Regions from separate parts of the Homo sapiens genome. Here regions 2 and 3 are each linked to region 1. A link is a contact called in ENCODE Hi-C or POLR2A ChIA-PET data. All regions are on one chromosome and are shown on one strand. Each heading gives the region's core, a stretch centred on a gene start or an enhancer-like site at or near the end of the contact. The rest is flanking DNA. Distances are from core to core; before and after follow the strand shown. Region 1 overlaps CYTH3 (cytohesin 3). Region 2 overlaps CYTH3 (cytohesin 3). Region 3 overlaps CYTH3 (cytohesin 3).

What was found. A loop is a pair of places that touch in the nucleus more often than their neighbours do. ChIA-PET counts read pairs that join two places held with the same protein, here RNA polymerase II (POLR2A). Pooled maps may share reads with other maps.
Region 2: a map of heart right ventricle shows a loop between it and region 1 (2.2-fold over the local background). The contact joins two enhancer-like sites. A Hi-C loop is called at or near these places in 3 of 168 maps with a recorded cell type or tissue (heart right ventricle, posterior vena cava and vagina), 1 of 37 single-sample maps with no recorded cell type and 2 of 50 pooled maps. POLR2A ChIA-PET finds 5 or more read pairs at or near these places in 7 of 52 experiments (A673, CD4-positive, alpha-beta T cell, GM10248 and 4 more).
Region 3: a loop to region 1 is called in a pooled map of adrenal gland, with 1.8 times the contacts of the local background. The contact joins two enhancer-like sites. A Hi-C loop is called at or near these places in 1 of 168 maps with a recorded cell type or tissue (A673) and 2 of 50 pooled maps. POLR2A ChIA-PET finds 5 or more read pairs at or near these places in 6 of 52 experiments (BJ, Caco-2, GM10248 and 2 more).

What each region holds. Positions count from the first base shown.
Region 1 is chr7:6,200,523-6,204,248 of GRCh38, forward strand. The region is part of intron 1 of CYTH3 (cytohesin 3); the gene reads right to left. Among named protein-coding and RNA genes, the nearest start is that of CYTH3, 70 kb to the right of the region's middle. Within about 2 kb of position 1,754, at least 3 of the 41 ENCODE cell types and tissues checked have a DNase peak (open chromatin) inside an H3K27ac peak, as active enhancers do.
Region 2 is chr7:6,165,405-6,168,984 of GRCh38, forward strand. CYTH3 (cytohesin 3) reads right to left here. Exons shown (of 13, transcript NM_004227.4): 10 at 330-406; 11 at 141-212; 12 at 1-23. Among named protein-coding and RNA genes, the nearest start is that of USP42, 62 kb to the left of the region's middle. Within about 2 kb of position 2,072, at least 2 of the 41 ENCODE cell types and tissues checked have a DNase peak (open chromatin) inside an H3K27ac peak, as active enhancers do.
Region 3 is chr7:6,240,079-6,243,412 of GRCh38, forward strand. All of the region lies in intron 1 of CYTH3 (cytohesin 3), which reads right to left. Among named protein-coding and RNA genes, the nearest start is that of CYTH3, 31 kb to the right of the region's middle. Within about 2 kb of position 1,618, at least 3 of the 41 ENCODE cell types and tissues checked have a DNase peak (open chromatin) inside an H3K27ac peak, as active enhancers do.

The DNA.
Region 1 (3,726 bases), core at 504-3,003:
TACCCTTAAGTTTACCTTTATTACTAATCAATACTAATTTTTGTTGTGATATGGAGCTTTTTAGATTTTTGGTCAGTTCAGAGACTGGCCGATTCTGCAGGAAACAGAACACTGGCAAAGCATGGGCTTTGAGCACTAGTCCCAGTTAATCCACTACATGGAAACTCTACATGGAGCCGTGGTTTAACACACACAGAAATAACACCTATCTCATAACACTGTTATATCCAGCAATTTAAACTGGTTATTTTGAGAAAGGATCTTGCTCTGTCACTCAGTCTGGACTGCAATGGCACAATCACAGCTCACTGCAGCCTCAGCGTCCCAAACTCAGGTGATCCTCCCGCCTCAGCCTCCTGAATAGCTGGGACCACAGGCACGTACCACCATGCCCAGCTAACTTTCAAATTGTTTTTGTAGAGACAGGGTCTCACTATGTTGTTGTCCAGGCTAGTCTCAAACTCCTGGGCTCAAGTAATCCTCTACTTCGGCCTCCCAAAGTGCTGGGATTGTAGGTATGAGCCACCTTGCCTGGCTCAACTGTTAAATGAGCATGAGTTTCTGGAGACTACTGAAGCAGTATGATGACACGCAGAACAAAAGGGCAGGCTCTGAGCTGCCAGGGGCTGCGCTCTGCCTCTCCTCACCACTCGACAGTCGGGTGACCTCAGTGGGTGATAAAGCAGCATTCAAACTATGACATCCAGGTGGGTAACAGGGCAGTCACGTGTTAGCAACAACGGAAAGGGCCAGGTGAGTGGCATGCCGCAGCTAGCCAGGATGCTGCACTGAGCTGCAGGGGCAGGCAGGAAAGCCGCAGAGGCTCCAAGGGTCCGATTCTCGCCACCTCCTTGGAACCTTCTTTCTTGTCATTTCTCCTCAATCTCCATGTGGTGATCTTCACTGTTCCAGGACACTGGTTCCTTACCCAGCCTTCTTTGGATTAGGTGAAAGGTGACATTTTCAGACACAAACTGGAGTTGGCCACTGGTGCACCATTATCACTAACAGAAATTCTTAAATAAGTTCAATCAAGAGAAGGGATCCAGTACAGGAGGTGTGAGCATCAAGAGAAAATGATGAGCACTGGTTTCCATAAGTAAATCTTAAAAAAACCTGACTGTGTAAGATAACAACATCTCATAGAGTAAGAACAGAACTAAAATGCTCAACAACAACAGCATGTAAATAAGAAGGGAAGTAATTTGCTCTCAAGTTCTTAGGGTTCGAAGGCGGAGCGGATAGATGATTAACTTTAGACTTGTCAAGTTAAGAAGGCATACTAAAATTTCTAGGGTAAGCAGGAAAGGAATGGAGCTCAAAATGCCCAAATTGGGAAAGGGAAATTAAAACTGGAATGAGAAAAAATAATCCAAAAAAAGGCAAGGAAAGAGAAAGAGAAACACAGAACAACTGTTAGAAATACAAAATGCAAAATATTGGGTGCAGGAAAAAAAATCCAAATATACTGATCTTTACCATGGTAGACAGAAAAACACAGCCATGGTATTTTGAGGTTCCTCCTCTCAAGAAGGGAAGTCTATTTCCCAGTGTTTTCTCTGGACTGGCTTTGGGACTTCCTTTGACCAAGAGAAGATGGCAGATTTGACAGTGGGCAGGGCCCAGCACCCAGGCCTCAAGGTCTTGTCCCTCCCCTGTCCTGGAACCTGAGACCACCATGCCCTGGGCCAGCAACCTTGAAAATGAAATCCATTGTGTAAAGAAACCACACGGAAGAGTCCCTGAGGTCCCAGCTGCTGCAGCACCTCAGCCAAGGCCCCAGACGAACGCGTAAGTGAAGTCATCTGGGACGGGCTCAGCCCCCGGCTGGCCTTCCAGCTGAATATGACAACGTGGGTGAACCCAGACAAGAGCAGCACGTGAACCGCCAGCCAACTTGGAAATTTGGATGGTGAGACAACAGGCCATTGCTAGTTTTTTTTTTTTTTTTTTTTTTGAGACAGGGTTTCGCTCTTGTTGCCCAGGCTGGAGTGCAGTGGTGCGAATCTCAGCTCACCGCAACCTCCGCCTCCTGGGTTCAATCGATTCTCCTGCCTCAGCCTCCTGAGTGGCTGGGATTACAGGCATGCGCCGCCACGCCCAACTAATTTTGTTTTTTTAGTAGAAAAGGGGTTTCTCCATGTTAGGCTCATCTCAAACTCCCGACCTGAGGTGATCCGCCCGCCTTGGCCTCCCAAAGTGCTGGGATTACAGGCGTGAGCCACCGTGCCCAGCCAGGCCATTGCTGTTTTAAACCAATTCCTTTGAAGAAGTTTGTTATGCAGTAAGAAGTAACTGATACATTTACAATGAACATAAGTGAAAAAAAGGAGTAAAGTTTTAAAACTTGGACTTAAAAACCAGAACAAAAAACATCCCACTAAATGCTCTTTAAAAGAGGCATATTTAAAACATACGAATACATAAAAGTTGGTAAAAGGGTAGAAAGTGACATACCAGACAAATTCTTACCAAAAAGTTGGTACCGCTATAAGAAAAAATAGGCAAAAAAACTTTAAGAAAAATAGACTAAAGCTATGAGTCACTAGATAATGATATTTTGTTCAGTTATTCACAAAGTCAGAATTTATATGCATCTAACAAAATAGTCTCAAAATATATAAAGCAAAAATTGACAGATGTACATGTAAAAATAAAATTTTTCCCAAAGGCAAAAAAAAAAAAATGTTGAAGATCTTACCAACACAATAGCAAGCTTGATTTAATGGACATAATATACTTCACTGATTATAAGATGTGCTTTTTTTTCACATTTTAACATATTTGAAGTGAATTGTGACATTTACATATCATTGCCTCCATAGCTGTGAATCTGACTATTGCTAGAGGCAAAACTAAACAACTGCTACTCCTTAACGTTTCATGCAAAAAAACAAAATTTAAGAATAATCTGATGAAGGATTATGAGTCTAGTCATTGCCACAGATTATTCATTGATACTTTCTGGTAAGATCAACAAAGTCTCAGCAGAAAATTCTGCAAAACATTAGAAAAAAATCCGGGAGACAATATAGGAGCACTCTTTAAGAACTGCTGTGTCACTAATGCCTTCGATGGTGACAGCACTGTGTAGAAAAACATAAATATCAACTATTCTGAGTAGACAACTGATTCAGGAGTTGGAATCTGTAAATAAGCTTCAGGAATACCTTGACCAACTTACTGTACTCATATTCCACCTTTTTTTTTTTTGGAGACAGAGTCTCGCTCTGTCGCCCAGGCTGGAATGCAATGGCCCAATCTCGGCTCACTGCAAGCTCCGCCTCCTGGGTTCACACCATTCTCCTGTCTCAGCCTCCCGAGTAGCTGGGACTACAGGCGCCTGCCACCATGCCCGGCTAATTTTTTTATTTTTAGTAGAGACAGGGTTTCACTGTGTTAGCCAGGATGGTCTTGATCTCCTGACCTCGTGATCCACCCGCCTCAGCCTCCCAAAGTGCTGGGATTACAGGCGTTAGCCACCGCACTCAGCTTCATATTTCACTTTTTATATATGTTCACAATAGAAAAAAAAAAAAGAAACCAATATTAAGTTGAAAAAAAATCAGACAGTATAAATAAAGATTCTAAGTGAGAAGGATTCATTGCCCCTGGTTTAGGTGCCAGCTTTTTTCTTCTTAATGGAACATAAGCTAACGACGCATCTTACAATTGATACAGACAAACTCAGTGGGATCATGGCACCCAACAGGTGTGCAATATACA
Region 2 (3,580 bases), core at 822-3,321, 35 kb before region 1:
GGATTGTAGAGCTCAAAACAGTTCTGGTGGAGAAAGAGAGAGGGGAGGCGGTCAGGGGGGCTTGGGGCAGGTTCCCTGCAGGCAGTGAGGATGGCTCCCAGGTGGCTGGCAGGAGAGAAGGTTCAGGAGGAAGAGCTTACGGGTTTCCGGGGGTCCTCCACCTCCCTGATGCTGAGGTTTTCCAACGGGATGATTCCCCTGGGCTCCTTATCCTACAAGAGGAAAGTACACGGCGGGGCTCACTGTGGGTCACCAGCCTGAGGGTCCCTCGGCCCCAGGGCAGCTCCGGGACTGCTGGGAGGCGGCAAGGAGGCCTGGCCCTTACTTACTGTTGTGTATTCAAAGTAATAGAGGCAGTTATCGGTCAGGATGAACCACCGGCGCTTCCAGGTCTTCACACGCCCTCCTAGAAGCAGAAGGGCCCCGTGAGTCTGCGCTCCGTGCACAGGGAGCCCGCGGGTCCAAGAGGGGGCCCTGGACCTGCACAGACCACTGCGTTTTCAGAAAGGCCACCAGGCGCCAGGCTTGGGTTCAGGTGTCCTTCAGCGTTCCCACCGCAGGGCCCCACATGCACCCACCCCGCCCACACCGGCGCCCCCTCCACGGCACTGATGGGCCCCTTGATGACACAACCGCGCTACAATTCGCTTCCTGGGAGAGTTAGTGGGATGGATGGCGTCATTTTCCCACATGAGATGGCAGTGTGATGAAGTCAGGACTGCGCGCCTGGCTCTGTCCAGGACCTGACCCCACCATGTCAGGTGGTTATCGCATTACAGAGGCCCTTGGGCAGCCCTGGGATCCATCAAAATCAGTCACCCCTGGGCCCAAGGAATCGTGAGACTGAATTAATTTTGTAACAAGATCTGGAGCACACGTGCACACGCACGTACCCCCATCTGTACCTGCCCTCCTCTCCCTAAGGGAAGGAAATCTCTGATCCTTAAACACTGAGCAGAGACAAACTGACTTCAGCTGCTATAGCCTTGCCGGTGTTTGTTTTTTAAATAATTCAAAGAAATACACGCTGGTGACAATGAACTCAAGTGCTCCCTGGGGTACTAGGCCCTCTCTGCCCCATGCCTCTCCAGCGCTGCGGAGCTCACCCGGCTTTCTCTGTGACAGGCCGGCAGGGGAGTAGCCCTCCCTCCCTAAGTGGGGGCCAGCACGGGCGCTGAGGCCTGGAGGCAAGACTGTGTGCGAAGGGCTCTGTGGATGGATCACCAGGACACAGGGGGCTTTCCCTGTTGGGGCCTGGTTTGCAGAGACCCTGGGTGAGGAGGAACCAGCTGCAGGTGGGAGGAAGCCTGGCTCAGCGGAACTGGAGGCCGGAAGCGGGTCTCTGCAGTCCCTCTGGGACCCTCTGGCCCCTGCCTCACTCAGTGCTGCCGTCCTCCTTTGATGCCTAAGGCAGCCTGCAATGCGGTTGCCACCGCCAGCCTGGAACAGGAGCCCAGCCTCCAGCTGTTCCTCCTCTCCCCACAGGCCCCAGTCTCATCAGTGTCCCACCAGCCTACCTGTTAAAGGGTCTGTCTAGACCCTGGTCTGGGCAAATCTGCCCCCAAGCTCTCTGCTGCATCTCCCCAGCCCTCAGACCCTGCCCCCAACATCTCTCCTGAGCCCTGGCGGGGCTTCCACTCCCCGAACCCCTGCAAGCTGCTCCGTCACTGGAACCCTCTGCCCCAACTGTGGCACCGCCTCACTGGTCCCCTTTAAGACCCAGCCAGGCCCACAGCAAGGCCCAAAGTCCTTGTTGCCCTCGTGTCCCTGTCTCACCGCGGGCTCCATGCTCTCTGCAAGCCCTTGGCCTTCACCTTCCCCACCTCCACTGCAGCACACCAGGGAGGCCCAAGTCCACAGGGGAGGGCAGGAGACCCTGGGGGCAACCTGCCTTGTCCCACAGTCCTCCAGTGAGCAGTGAGAGGTGTTCTATGTCCCCGAGACCCTAGGGACAGGAGGACAGTGCTGATTCCTTCCAGGCACTTGCTCCAGCTTGAACTGCTGTGGCAGAATCAGCTGACAGCAACTCCACTACCCTGACATCCGTCACTGTCACGGTCGCCTCTGCTTCCCTCCAGAGACTCCAGAGCAGGCCCCGCTCCAGCTGCACTGGTGCCAGCTGCCATCCCCCAAACAGCGGCCAAAGGCATCTTTTCAAAAACGTGGCAATCATGCCCCTCCGGCTTGAAGCCCCCCAAAGGGTCCCACTGCACTCAGCTTTAAACCCAACTCCTTGGGCGGCAGCAGGGGCTGCCCTTCCTGGCTCCCCAGCTGTGGCCTTTCTCCCTGCCCTGTTATCTGAGTCTCCAGTTCTTGGGGAGCTCATCCAGGAGCCCCCAGGTTGTGTGTTTCTGTCCAGCGCCTGCTCTCTTCCTCCACGCTCCCAGCATGGTGGACAGCAAAGGACCTGTATGTTCCACTAGCCCACACACCTGGCCCCGCCTGGGAGGGGTCTGCCAGGTGGCCTCTCAGCTCCACCTTGGGTCCCCCGCTCACACCTCCCATGCAGAGCCCCATCCCTGTCCAGTCCTCAGGGCCAGGGGGTCGTTGCAGACCAGGACTGCAGGCCCAGGGAAGGGGTGATAAGCTTGGTCTCAGAGCCGAGCAGGCTCTGCTCACACTTGTTTCTGGCCACACCACACAGCATTCTCGCCTGCAGACAAGAGCCTGGCTTCTGGAACCTGCAGATGGGAGCCACTTTCTCTCTGTAAGTTTCTGTCTTCATTGCCGTTAGCAGGCAGGCGCGTACGTGCACACACAGGTCCACATGCACACACTTTCTGTATGGCAGCTCGGATTGGGCCACCTCCTAGGATTTTTTTTTTTTTTTTTTTTCTGGTGATTGATTCAAGACTCGAAGTCTTAAGTTACCAACAATCGTAAGCCACGCCTGTGTACACAGCAGGGCTCCTACGCTCTGGCAAAGCATCCAGGCCTTTTTAAGACCACCTGTTCTAAAAGCAAATCTACAATAAGAATGCAACCAAGCCAGGCCGCACTCCCCGCTGAGCACACGCCTGGAAGCACGTTCTAGATCCTGCACCCATCTCGTCTGCCTCCAGCCAGGGCCCTGGCTCGCCAGCCTTTGGTCTCGAACTTTGTTTCTGAGAACACAGCAGACATACAGGGTGCTGGGAGAGGACAAGGAAGCCAGCCCCTAGAGCAGCAGGTGCTCACCGGGCCGCCCACCACACTGAGGCCACGCCAGCTGGACCAGCCCCTCCAGGGCCCCTGCGCTTGGCACCCGGCGCCCAGCCAGCTCTTGGTTCCCGTGAGCACTGTGTGCACTCATTTCATGGCCTGTTTATCTGCCCAACCAGAAAACAGGTTAGACAACACGAGCTCTGCTGTGCCTTCATTTCATTCACACACTTACGTCTCTAGAGCCGACCTTTCCCTGGTGGCAGGGGTCACATTGGCTGCCAGGCAGGCTGATGGCGTCACTGTCCCTCGAGGGGACACTGGTGGGCAACGCAGGAACCAGAAGGGAGGCATCTAATCAAACGAACATCCCACTTATCCCGGCCCCAGAGTGCCTGCCGGCATTTCCGGTTACATTCCCCCCCACCGGCCCTCACTC
Region 3 (3,334 bases), core at 368-2,867, 39 kb after region 1:
GTGGATCGCGTGAGGTCAGGAGTTCGAGACCAGCCTGGCCAACACAGTGAAACCTCGTCTCTACTAAAAACACAAAAATGAGCCAGGTGTGGTGGCAGGCACCTGTACTCCCAGCTACTCAGAAGGCTGAGGCAGAATTGCTTCAGCCTGGGATGTGGAGGTTGCAGTGAGCTGAGATCGTGCCATTGTACTCCAGCCTGGGAGACTCCATCTCAAAAAAAAAAAAAAAAAAAAAGAATGAGATCAGAAGCTGTTTCTTTTCTGTTGATGAGCAGATTCTAAAGATCACAAGGAAAAACAAGCAAGCAAGAATAACCAGGAAAACTCTGAAAATAAAGAAAAATGAGGTGGGGAGGGGAGGAGATTAACCCTAACTGATACTAAAATACCATGGTCTCAATAAGTAAAACCATGTCATGCTGGCATCTGAATAGACAGAATGGAACAGAATAGTAAATCCAGAAAGACTCAGATGGTACTTTAATATATGATAAAAGTGGCAAGGTAAAGATGAACTTTTTAATAACTGGTGTTGGGACAATGCAGCCTTTTGGGGAAAGAAAGTTGAAGCTGTATCTATACCTCACGCCACACATCAGAATAAACTCCAAACAATTCAAAGATTTAAATGTAGAACATGAACACAGAAGTACAGGAAGAAAACAGATAACATCGGCAAATTCTTTTATAATCTTAGAATGGCCTTCCATTCTAAGTGTGACTCATAATTTAGGTGTGAAAAAAGAAAAAAAGGAGGCCAGGCGCAGTAGCTCGCGCCTGTAATCCCAGCACTTTGGAAGGCCAAGGCGGGTGGATCACGAGGTCAGAAGTTCAAGACTAGCCTGACCAACATGGTGAAACCCCGTCTCTGCTGAAAAAAAAAAAAAGCAAAAATTAGTTGGGCATGGTGGCATGTGCCTGTAATCCCAGTGACTCAGGAGGCTGAGGCTGGAGAATCGCTTGAACCTGGGAGGCGGAGGTTGCAGTGAGCCGAGATTGTGCCACTGCACTCCAGCCTGGGCGACAGAGTGAGACTCATCTCAAAAAAAAAAAGAAATACATTTGGTTGCATTAAACACACACATGATCTTCTGCACGACAAAAACAAAACCAAAACCCAAGTAAACCCAAGGAGTCAAAAGAGAAATGGTGAAGTGGAAGATAACATTTGCAATCCATGGGAACTAATCCCCTACTATGCAAAGACCTTCGAGAATTTGAAAAAGACTAACAACCCAACAGATAAATGGGCATATAACCAGAGAAGAGCAAATGCAAACTAAACGGAAATACCATTTCTGACCCATCAGACTGGCAAAAATCCGAAAGTTTGACAGACTACCTGTTGACAAAACTGTGGGGAACCAGGCAATCTCACACATTGTTGATGGGTGTAAAAAACAGTGAGTGTGGAGGGAAGTCTGATAACATCTAACAACATTTTAAACACATTTTCCTTTTAGCATAAGAATCCCACTTCTGAAAATTTCTCTCTCAGATAAATGTGTAAAAAACGGCATATTCACATTCTCTACAACATAATAGCGAAAGATTAGAAACAATCCAAGTGCCCATCAATAAGGTACTGGATAAATAAACCGATCCATTAGCACAATGGAATACTATAGAGCTGTTTAAAAAAAGTGGTGGGGTTGCAGTGGGGAGGGAAAGAAAGGGCTAGAACAAGGCCTAGAGTACAGGAAAAGCTCAATTATGACAGCTATCAGTTTTAAAAAAATAAGGTGCGAAAAGGCTCTGTGTAGCGAAATGATCTCCAGATATTACATGAAAAAGGTGAGGTGTAACAGGAGGCAGTGATAAGAATTTACATTTTTATTATAATTGCATAAATAAACATTAAATGCATAAAGAAGAAACTAATAATTATTTCTAAGAGGTAGGACAGGGGACAGAATAGTCTCATTCATGCTTGCATATACCACTGTAACACAATAAACACACCTTTACACAAAGGAAGGGAACAGGGCAGAGGGGTTTTTTCTTTGTTTGTTTTTTGAGATGGAGTCTCGCTCTGTCACCCAGGCTGGAGTGCAGTGGTACAATCTCGGCTCACTGCAAGCTCCACCTCCCAGGTTCACACCATTCTCCTGTCTCAGCCTCCCGAGTAGCTGGGACTACAGGCGCCCACCACTACGCCCACCTAATTTTTTGTATTTTTAGTAGAGATGGGGTTTCACCGCGTTGGCCAGGATGGTCTCCATCTCCTGACGTCATGATCCACCCGCCTCGGCCTCCCAAAGTGCTGGGATTACAGACATGAGCCACCGCGCCTGGCATTTTTTTTTTTTTTTTTTTAAGACGGAGTCTCACTCTGTTGCCCAGGCTGGAGTGCAGTGGCACGATCTTGGCTCACTGCAACCTCCGCCTCCCAGGTTCAAGCGATTCTCCTCCCTCAGCCTCCTGAGTAGCTGGGACTACAGGCACTCGTCACCACACCCGGCTAATTTTTGTGTTTTTAGTAGAGATGGGGTTTCACCATATTGGCCAGGCTGGTCTCAAACTCCTGATCTTGTGATCCGCCCGCCTCGGCCTCCAAAAGTGCTGGGATTACAGGCGTGAAGAGGGGCCTTCTTAAGGGACTCTATGTAGGTCCAGGATCATTTACATTTTCAACAAGTGAAGGCCTAAAGGGGGATGAGCTCAAGATTGGAGCCAGATGCTCTGAGTCACAGGAATTCCCTGTCATACTACATTCAACACCATCCTACCCAGTGCCTCCCATACTCCTCCCAGACCCCACTGCCACCCTCTAGGCAGTCCCTGTGCTGGGACCCCAGAATGGACCAAGGGTCACCAATCGTGAGGCTGCACAGAGGCCTGGGAACAAAAAAAGAACCAGGTGAGGGAGACCTGGGTTCCACAATGCAAGTTTCACAGCTTGCCATGGGTGTCCTGGGACATGCCCCTTCAGTTCTCTAGGAGGTAAAACTTGTGCCTCCCAAGGTGACTGTGGTCAATAGATGCACACCTAGTCTCATGATTAATTGCAGGTGCTCTAAAAATGGTATTTCTTCCCCAAAACTTGTCAAGCCAGCAACTCTCTGCCCTAAGTCTGGCCTGAAAAGTTAATAGACATTGAGTGCAAAAATTAGGGCTTCTCACCTCCAGGCATAAGAGCGCAAACTGCCCTTGGTAAGATGAGAAGAGCCCAGCGGGCTGGGCCTGTGTCTCTGTGCATAGAGGAGCAGGTCTGTGAAAAGGCAGCCGACACCTGTGACTGGCCAGGTCTGGCTCTACCACCTGACCCCCAGCAGCGGTCAGTGACAACAAAGCTAACCGAGCACATGCTTTGGGTCAAAGCATGGGTGGGATG